2 separate regions of the Mus musculus genome follow, and region 2 is linked to region 1. Evidence: chromatin loops called from intact Hi-C (ENCODE). Cell type or tissue: left cerebral cortex. All regions are shown on one strand. Each heading gives the region's core, and the rest is flanking DNA. Links, peaks and the distances in the headings are about the cores only. Region 1 has its middle 110 kb from the start of Wdr17. Region 2 holds the start of LOC115486929 (a long non-coding RNA gene).

Evidence for each region. Peaks named below come from ENCODE experiments on the same cell type or tissue, not always from the same donor. Only the 100,000 strongest peaks of a DNase experiment are listed, where the experiment ranks them.
Region 2: it touches region 1 in a loop (5-fold over the local background); 2 of 42 quality-filtered maps call a loop at or near these places.

Annotation. Positions count from the first base shown.
Region 1 is chr8:54,827,937-54,833,329 of GRCm38, forward strand. It overlaps a transcript of Gpm6a not described here. Among named protein-coding and RNA genes, the nearest start is that of Wdr17, 110 kb to the left of the region's middle. In left cerebral cortex, for the core only: a CTCF peak has its summit at 2,032 (motif pointing left); DNase peaks (open chromatin) are centred at 2,036 and 2,326; H3K4me3 peaks cover 403 bases; H3K27ac peaks cover 1,289 bases.
Region 2 is chr8:54,885,050-54,890,442 of GRCm38, forward strand. It overlaps LOC115486929 (a long non-coding RNA gene), which reads right to left and starts at 4,533. Exons shown (of 3, transcript XR_003947548.1): 1 at 2,086-4,533; 2 at 1,361-1,917. It also overlaps a transcript of Gpm6a not described here. In left cerebral cortex, for the core only: no CTCF peak of the experiment used is centred there; DNase peaks (open chromatin) are centred at 2,142, 2,520 and 2,951; H3K4me3 peaks cover 1,634 bases; H3K27ac peaks cover 3,770 bases.

The DNA of each region.
Region 1 (5,393 bases), core at 131-5,130:
TGGTGTTTACATATTATTTTAATAGTAAGAATTTTATTTCATGTACAGATTTGTAAGTTTTTATTTCACCCAATGATCCTTTTCTCCCATTTATTTATTTATTTATTTATTTATTTATTTATTTATTTATTCACTTTACATGTCAATCACAGTCTCCCTCTCCTCCCAGTTCCTGCCCCCTCATGTGGCCCCTCCCCTCATCATCCAACTATCTTAATGTAGGAAACCATATACTTTGAAAGCTCACTGAGGACAATGCCACCTTTTCCAGGGATGTGCTCAATGTGGAGAATGAAAGAGTGCTGTTGAGCGCTGCCAGCTTACCTTAACCTTGCTCCTGCCTTTAAAATCAAATTGCTGGTGGATTCCAGGAGCTAGCAGATACGCCCTTATTTCTTTATTGGTTCCAAGGAATGTATTTCTGAGGTCAGGCCTTGATAAGAAGAGACAGGGGTGCTAGGCACAGTCAGTGTAATAGTGCTTAATGAATTCATTTTTCAAATTGAAGATAAACAACCATGTTTATACAAAATGTTTGCCAAGCATAACTGAATGCCATTTTAAGGAGAGATATGAAAAATACATATCCCTTGACTCTTAATTAAAAAAAATACATCATTTTTCTTATTTAAAAAAACCCTTATTTTCTTACTATAAATAAGATAAAATACAGAAAAGCAAGAAAAAAAGGAAAAGAAAAATTCTTTGTAATCATATCATACATTGATAACTTTCCACACTGAGTATTTATTCGGAAAATAGGTTGAGATATGTTAGGCTCATGTGGAATTTTGAATTAGTTTCTTGTTTTATGTCTTGCTGAATAATTCCTTAGTTGCACAGAAAGAAGTTTAGTTGTGGGGAAGAGATTTCCAGATCCGCATTCCAAGCCTTATGCCACCAAATGCAGCTTTGTGAACAGAACAAGGAAAATGCTTTGGCAGGCTGAGGAAACTAACACCTGAAAGTCTATAGCTAATTTCAGCCAGAGTCTGTGTGGCTTAAAGGATAGACATCGAATTCTCACAGTTCTGGGGAGTAGGCTGGCTCGTGGTGACCCCTCTCTTCCAAATGTCTCTCCTCTCATTATAGCCAACAGGGAAGTCAGTAAAACATCATTTTACTGGTGTCTTTTTCATGAGATAGCCTATTCCATTCACAACTACACATCACATTCTGGGATTAATTATATACATTCCCAAACCCCAACACCTTGTATTATCACAACAGGAAGTATAATTTGAACCCATGACTGATGGGCTACACAAATGAGTAGTCCACAACATGAAGATACCAAATCAGAGAAGGGATCACAAAGAACAACCCTTCTTCATAGGTCTTCTAAGCTACAAACAATTGGTTCAGTGTTACTAACCCTCAAATGAAGTGCACTTAGGAAGTCAACTGTGACCCCATCACAAGCATCTTGTGTTTAGTAACAATGTTGGCAAGAAGGAGCGGGGCTTCCTCCTTCTGTTTCATATGCTAATGCATTCATACACTTAGCAGTTACCCAAATGTGTATTATGTCCCAATGAGATTGAGAAAAATAAACAACAGGACGAGAGATGCAGTCGGTTTTCATTTTTCCTTACAAGATATAAAAGCCCACAAAACAATAGAAAATAAAACCCTACAAAATGGAAAATACAGTGCACTTGGAAAAATACTCATGCCTGAGTTTTAATAATGAACAACGGAGCTGTTAGGTGGTTAAACAATTTATATTTTATATGAATAATGTATGCTTATTATTACTGTTGTGTGGTAGGTAATGCCTTCTATACTTACCATTCATTTTGGAAAAACAAATGAGGCAATGAATGTAAAAGCCTTTGCGGAATATATGCTTTAACAAGAGTGCCAATATTTATTGTGAATAATTTGAAAATCATGTGGATTTCTGGTATGCTTTTCTCAGTTGCTCATTTTGAACACATCATTTGCTTCTGAGGTTTTAAGGGTTATGAAACAAGTAAACATTTTAAAATGTTTTTCTTTCTCCAGTAGCTGTTTTCCCTCTAGTGGTTGCTGTGGAAATCACATGAAAAATGTCTAATGTTCAGATGAAAATGAAACAGAGCAAACGGGAGAGCAGACGCTCTGAAATATTGAGACAGCAGTATGATGCATACAGAAAAATGATCTGACCTAGCTGTGTTTTAAGTTTATCAGCTTTTCAAAAATTAGAAAAATTCTTTACTACTTTTATCATACTTAATGGGTTTCAGTGGAGATAGGAGTTGAGATGTCCGAGGTTCAGGAGGAACAGTGAGACCATACACTACCCACTCCCTCACACATGGGAAGCACATTTACTAATAGGCACCTACTCGTTCTTCACTGATTTTCTGATCTGGCTTCAAGTCCAGCAGTAATCTCTGTTGTCTCTGCTATTGGTTTCCTCAAAGGAAGCTGAGCAGAGCTTCCATGTGTATATGCATTTTTGCTCACTCACACTCTCCCTCCCTCCCTTCTTCCCCTCTCTCCCTCACTTTTTCCCTTTCTCCCTCACTTTTTCTTTCCTTTCTTTTAAACAATTTAGTCTCCTCTCATTCTGCTGTTCTGAAGCCTCTCTTAGATTCCTCTCCACCATGGTTCTGTGCGTGCTGACATCTTTATCTCCCCATCTCTGCATTTATCTGCCATTTGCTCTGTTTTAGCACCATCTGCACATTGCTACTGTACCCTATGGACCATGTGCTTGCAGATATTACATAGCTCAAAGAGACCTTTTCTGGCCAAATGAACATAATAGGTGTTGCGAGTTATTTTTATCTCTCTGCCTAGTATTTTAACTACAACACTCTTACCAAGATCTAAATTTCAGCATTATATTTTCCAGCTTTTTTTTGCTATTGATCTTTTGTTATTAATCATTTTATTCATTTATATTTTAAATTATATCCCCCTTCCTGGTTACCCCCTTCAATCCCCCAAGTCATTCCTCCTCCCTTTGCCTCTATGAGGGTGCTTCCCCACCCACTCCTGCCTCACGCCTCTAATATCCTATTCACTATGAAATCAAGCCTCCCCAGGACCAAGGGCCTTCCCTCCATTGATGTCAGATAAGGCCATCCTCGGCTAATATGTATCTGGATTCCTGGCTCCCTCCATGTATTCTCTTTGGTTGGTAGTTTAGTCCCTGGGAGCTCTGGGTGGTCCAGTTAGTTCATATTCTTCCTATGGGCTTGCAATCCCCTTCAGCTTCTTCAGTCCTTCCTCTAATTCTTCCATAGGAGTTCTAGGGCTCAGTCTGATGGTTGGCTGTAAGTATCTGCATCTGTATTGGTCAGGTGCTGGTAGAACCTCTCAGGGAACAGCTATACCAGGCTCCTGCCAGCAACTGCTTCTTGGCATCAGCAATAGTGTCTGAGTTTGGTGTCTGCAAATGATATGGATCCCTAGGTGAGGTGGTCCCGGGATGACCTATCCTTCAATCTCTGTTCCATTTTTTTTGTCCCCGTCTTTCCTTTGGACAGGAACATTTCTGGGTTTAAAATTTTGAGATACGTGGGTGGCCCCATCTCTCAACTGGGGTCCTTTCTACTGGAGGTGGTCTCTACAGGTTCTATCTCCCCTCTTTGGGGTATTTCAGCTAAAATCATCACCATTGGCTCTTCGGAGCTTCTTGCTTCACTGGAGTCTGGGACTTTCTAGTGGTTACCCCAGTTCCCCATCCCTCTCTGCTACATGTTTCTATTCAGTGTCCTGATCCTCTGTACTTTGCTCCTGTCCCTTCCAATACTGTTCCTGCCCCCCCTTTTCTAACAACTTCAACTGATACAGGAAGATTGAAATAATTTCAGCATTACTTAGTGTTTATTAACTCACTGTGAGAATGGGCCATAAGGCAAAACATTAATGAATGGGTTTCACTTGCTTAATAAATTTTCTGAAACCCTACAGAGTTTTGGTGCTCTGTTTTTGTTGAGATCCATTCCTTTATGTTGGAAAACACTAACATCCTCATTAACTTTCCATTCAGATGATGTTTGTTAGAGTTTTACAAATCTTTATTTACAACCATTCCCATTAACTCATTAAATTTAAACACGAGGAAAAGGCTTAGTGAGAGTTTTTAAAGCATGTAGTAATATTTTCAGTCTTCTTTAATTAATCTAAATTGATTTTGATTTTAGCGAAATTCAACTTCTTATATCTGTGTAATCTGTATAATCTAAATTAAAGGAATTTTAACTAACTTTATAATTTCATTTTGTTCTGTGTTCCATAAACACTCATATATGTGACCACATCATAGTATCTTCTAGCCTTAATAAGTGATTAGAAAACAAAACTGAACCTCCTATCAAAGGCTTACCTTTTCATATAAATTATTAGTTATTTTTAGAATCTCATAAGTGAATATTGATTTTATCATTTCCATCTCTTTCTCTCTTTCTCCAACTTTCTGTGTCTACTCAGTTCTCTTTCAAATGTATGACTTCTTTATTATCTCTCTCTCTCTCTCTCTCTCTCTCTCTCTCTCACACACACACACACACACACACAGAGAGAAATAGTCCATTTAGTGTTGCTCACATGCATATGAGTTTAGAGTTGACTACTTGAGACTGGACAACCTATCAGAAGGCACATCCCTAGAGATGATTTTATCTCCTCTTGGGAGACAGTGATGGCTTTCAGCTCTTCAGATAGGGATGGAGCCTTGTAATATTTCCACAGTTTATATTGGTGTATGAACTGAAGTTGTCATTATGCTTGTCTGTTTAGGTAACTATAGTTTTGTGATTTTTATGGGAGCACTTTCCCATTCTTGCCTCATCTTGGCTTTGGGCTCTATAACTTTCAGCTTCCTCTTTCAAAGTTTCTTGAGCTTTATGTGTAGGCCTCGAGTTGTAGATGTATCAGTTGAGGATAGGCACCCAAGTATGAGTTGTTCTCAAGAAAGCCAACTTGATAATGGTTGACAAAGTTTCTTTTAAGGGACATTTTACTTATATATTTCTATATACATATGTACACACACACACACACACACACACACACACACACACATATACATACATACACACACACACACATATATATATACATACATACACACACACACACACACACACACACACACACATATATATATATATATATATATATATATATAGAGAGAGAGAGAGAGAGAGAGACAGAGACAGAGACAGAGACAGGCTATCAGCTTGAGAGTTTGGGGCTTGGGAGAGGTTGGAAGTACAATACCTGAGAGGGGCTTGAAGAAGGAAAAGGAAGATGAAAAGTGATATAACTATGTTACACAAAATGCATTTGAAATAAAAAACAAACATTGGAATACAGTTGCATCATATATCTAATAGACCTAACAGATGTCTACAGGGTGTTATTGGTAAATGATCTTTTTGATATATACCTCT
Region 2 (5,393 bases), core at 238-5,237, 57 kb after region 1:
AACCCATTGTCCCTTTATACCTACCTAGATTCTGCCATCATTTTAAGTCATATATCTGGAGTTTGGAGCTAAGAATGGCAGATGATAGATAACATGTGGAGTTTATCTTTCCATTTCTGGATTAACTCACTCAGAATAATCTTTACTAGGAATGGCCATTCACCTGCAAACTTCATAATTAACGGGAGAATAAAAAATATAGAAATAAAAAAGATTCTAAATATCATAGCCTCTCTCTGTAATAATCATTTTAGTATTGAAAGAAGAATATTAAGTACTTGTCAAAAATTAAAGTAAATAATATTAGAAAAGTCGGCAGTTTTATTAACTAGGAAGTCAAACATTAAAATTCATAATGATATTATTGAATATTTTCATTTTTTTGTGAAAGCCTTTGAAAGCCAAGTACCATTGATTACTTTCATTGCTCGCCCCTACATAAAATCAGCATAAATATTTACCACCTCCAAATGCTTGAATAAGAACACAATAGAGGGCCAAAAATGTTAAAGAAAATTTACATGACTAGAATAAATAATAGAAATATTAATAAGACACACTCCTTCAAGTATGATGCAAAGTATATCTTTCTTGCCAGGTACTTTCTATACATGGGTAAAACAAGACATAGAGTCTCTATTTTTTAATTACTGAAATAACAGTAAACACAACAAGCTATTCATATTGTGAAATCAGATCTAAATTATCCTAATCAATTTCTCCCTTAGGTGCTTAACCCTTTTTGCTACAAAATACATGTAGTTGTTTCTTAATAAAGTGGTTGTTTAGAAAAGACTTTAAAAATATCATTTTGAGACTAGAGAAATGATTCAGCAGTTCAGAGTACTTGTTGCTTATGCAGTAGACTCACGTTTAATTTTGAGCATCCATGTGGAACTCACAACTATCAGTAAGGCCAGTTTCTGGGTATCTAGGACCTTCTTCTAATTTCTGCATTTACCAGGCACACTTATAGTATCCATAAATGTATGTAGGTTAAACAATTATACACATAAATACATTTTTAAAAATTAAAAACTTATTATTCAGACATAACTTAATTTTCCTTTTAAAGCAAAGAATTAAAATGAAAAGCAAAGAATTTTAATTAAAATATCTCCATATAGCATCTACATTATAAATATCTCCATATAGCATTCACAATATAATATTTAATAAGGGAAGAATGCCATATACTTGGATCCCACAGATAGCTGAGCCAGTGGATACTCAGTTTTCTTGTGGGACCCAGGTATAGAACATTGCAGTTTGTTTGCTGGCGTTGCACATTTAGAAGTAGTTTCTTTTTTAAAAGATTAATTAAAAAAATTTATATTATGCTTATGAGCATTTTACTCACATGCACGTTTGTTCAATGTGTGTGTGACTCGTGGCTGCAGGGGTCAGAAGAGGGCTCCTGATCCCTTGTAACTGGAGTTATGGAGGATTATGAGCCTCCCATGATGCAGATGCTGGGAGTCAAACCTGGTTCCTCTACAAGAGCAAATGATCATAATAGCTGAGCCATCGTTCCAGAACCAGCAATTTTTTTGATCATCACACAATGGCTGCAAATGCATGCCCCAGCCCCTTCACCAGCCAATGGAGGCTTGTACCATATTCTGTGCCCCACAACTAAGTCTTTCCATTGCACTTATCATAGGAAAATGTCACTGCCTATTAATAGACTGTCGGTGGCTCTCATTTTCTGTGATGACATAGAATCATCAAAGCATAATTCTTCTGACATTTGGAAGTCTGGTTTCTGTCACGGGAGACACATGTGCTCACTTGGACCTTGGGAACCTGCAGCTCACACAGCCCTGTAAGGACAATGTCCACAGTAACCCTGCTTACCTTTCAGCTAGAGTCTTATTATTTCTCTGTCCTTCTTACCCACGGTCTTCCACACCAATGCTAAAAGGCAGGAAAGGTAGAAACATAATGTGAGATTAGGTAGAGGGCTTGGGGGAGTTGGGTTCTTCAGAATTTCTGGATTGGTGATTCCTCGTCTCCCTCCCCATTCTTGGCATTTCATTTAAGCAAACACTAAGAAAAATCTCCCACTTTTATGTTCAGGCATACCCTTTCATGTCTGTTTGGTGTTATCTTCTTCAGTGGCATTTTCAAATGTCTTAAATTGCGCAGCCCACAGGGCAGACTTGACTGGAAAGGATGTGGTTACCATGGCACTCAAAAGACAATTTCCAGAGAGAAAGTGTATCTTCTCTACAAACAGAAGCAAAAACTCAAAATAGATAGAGTGACATATTTTCTTTCCAGAAACCGAGGACAAAATGTACAGTAGATGTTAGTTAAAAGCAACATCAAATTTTTGGCTTTAAATTTCTTTATCATTTTAAGTCCAATCTTTTTAACGTCTTTAAAGCACGAGGCTGTCCAGTGCATGAGTGGTATGGTTATTCCTATAGCCCAGTGCATTAAGGACGTTTATATTCTTGAATTCTAATATAAGCGACTGCATGTGAGTCCTCCTCTGATACCCATGGACCGTCACCACACTCCTCCTAGGATTCTTCCCACATTCATACTATTTTCAGATCTAAGCACCATATGGGAATCAAGCTACACAGAGAAATCACGGTGAGAATTCTAGAAGGCTTGAGCCTGTTGAAAATTTGTCTAATCTCAAATTGTGGGTAAAGAAAAAAAGAAAGAAAGAAAAAAGAAAAAGAAAAGGTTATTTGAGTTGCCCAGTTAAATGGCTGACTAGAGATAAAGACAGCACTTGAATCTACATGTAGCTACTTTCTCTGACTTGTATCTAGATTCTGTATTCCATTTCTAATCATTAATAAGAGTTCAATCAAAGTCTAGGCTAAAATAGAAAGTCATTCATTGCTGTCAAAAACAGTTGATCCTTTAAACAGTTGCCCCCAAAAATTACAGGAAATTTTTGCATTTGAGGCTTTTTTTGAGACAGGGTTTTGCTGTTTTCCTGGCTGATCTGGAACTTCCCTCATAGACCTCACATTCAGAGATCCACCTGTCTTTGCCTCCTGAGTACTGGGATTAAGGATATGTGCACAGTGTGGCATCTGTTCTTAGCAGTACCTAGGAGATTTTGGGATGATTTGTAATGTGTTTATTTCTCAGATTGTTCTGTGTAGAAAAATTGTGTTGGAAATTTTTTTATAATGAATTCACCATGTCTTCAGTTGATATATGCAATGATGTCTTCAGGGATATATTTTATGATGTATTTATAAAAAAACCTAACATCTTGATGGGACTGGGAAATCATTATCCTACTTATTTTAAAAGTTATGTTCATGAAATGTTCACTGCATAGATGATCAATTACATTTGGACATCATAAATATGTGAGTTTATATCATTTAGATTGAACTGGCTACTCAGTTTTGCTGGTGACTCTTTGTCATCTCCAGTTTACTCACGTATATATTTTGATCACTTAGAAATACTTTTTCTTCTTTAGAGGTCATATGTCTGCTACTCTAGAAGGCGTGTAGGTAGATGGAGAATATGTTGAAAGGAATACAAATAGTTATAGCTAAATTAAGCAAACAAATTTGTGAGCTTATTTTGTTGTTTGTTTGCTTGCTTATTTTGCATTATTTGTTTGTTGCAATGTCTCCTGTACCCGAGGGTGGTCTCAAACTCGCTGTGTTCTTAAGGATGACCTAGACCTGTTGGTCCTCCTATTGCTATCTCCCAAGTACTGGGATGCCAGTTACGTGCCATCATGGGCAGTTTATAGGCTTGATTTCAGAAGCTCATAGAATGGAGGAGGAGCCTCAACAGGACAAAACTAAGACAATAGGAATAAAACTGTGGAGATTTGACTGTGGTTATTTGAAAGGATCAGCAAGAACATAGGATTCTGGGAGTTTGTTCACAACTTTTCTCTATTATCACAACAATTTTCAATGTCCTGGGAATAAATCTCTTGTCTAAGCTCTGGACAGATATAGGATTCTTGACTGGAATGTTGGCAGGTGCTTATGTTTCTGTTTTTGAACTCAAGGCTTGGCATAGCCTTTGCATTGCAGCACACAGATATGTTGGAACCTAAGTGATTTCATGAAGAAGAAATCAAGATATATTAAAATGTAAGAAAGGAATGGGTAGTAAAAACAATGCCCGCCAACAATCTCTTACAATACTGACTGATGTGGTCTAAATGCAAAATGCACCCCATATATTCATGTTTGAAGACTTGATCCTTACTGGTAGCATCTATAGGAGGTGGAACCTTGGTAGAGGAAGCAAGTCCACTGGTAGCCACTTGTGATGTGACAGCACAGCTCCACTTGCATTTCACTCTTGGCTTCATGAGTACAGATCCCATGTGCCTAGCAAGTGCTCTGGTTCGGCCACTGTGCCTTTCCTGCCTGCTGCTCTGTTTCATAGTCTGGATGGACTGTATTGCTTTGGAGCTATAATCCATACTAAAGCAGTGTTCCCTTAACTTAGTTTTATCTGGATATTTATCAGTGCAGCAAATTTTATAAAATAACTAAGACACGTATTTTCTAATATTTCTCAGGGGCTGAACCTAGATTAATAAAAAAACAAAAAAACAAAACAAAAAAAAAACACACTGCCAGTTGAAGTAAATTTGACATTTTTTTCTTTTTACTCTTTTCTTAAAAATGTATAAAAAATATTTTAAAAGATCCCTGTTTTCCATTCTATCTTTCATTTTGGAAGCAGTTATATGTGTCCCTTTTCACATTCAACCTCATGATTATGAACATTCATATGGATTTTAAGACATTTATTTATAAACCAATAAATAATAAATGAAGATGTTGCAGTTTTTATTTTTATTTTTTATTTATTTTTAAAATTTTTATTAGATATTTTCTTCATTTACATTTCAAATACTATCCCAAAAGTCCCCTATACACCCCCCCTATCCTACTCCCCTACCCACCCACTCCCACTTCTTGGCCCTGGCAATCCCCTGTACTGGGGCATATAAAGTTTGCAAGACCAAGGGGCCTCTCTTCCCAATGATGGCCAACTAGGCCATCTTCTGCTACATATGCACCTAGAGACACTAGCTCGGTGGGTGGGGGGGGGGGCGGTACTGGTTAGTTCATATTGTTGTTCCACCTATAGGGTTGCAGACTCCTTCAGCTCCTTGGGTACTTTCTCTAGCTCCTCCATTGGGGGACCTGTGTTCCATCCTATAGATGACTGTGAGCATCCACTTCTGTATTTACCAGGCACTGGCATAGCCTCACAAGAGACAGCTATACCAGGGTCCTTTCAGCATAATCTTGCTGACATATGCAATAGTGTCTGCATTTGGTGGCTGATTATGGGATGGACCCCCGGGTGGGGCAGTCTCTGGATGGTCCATCCTTTCATGTTAGCTCCAAACTTTGTCTCTGTAACTCCTT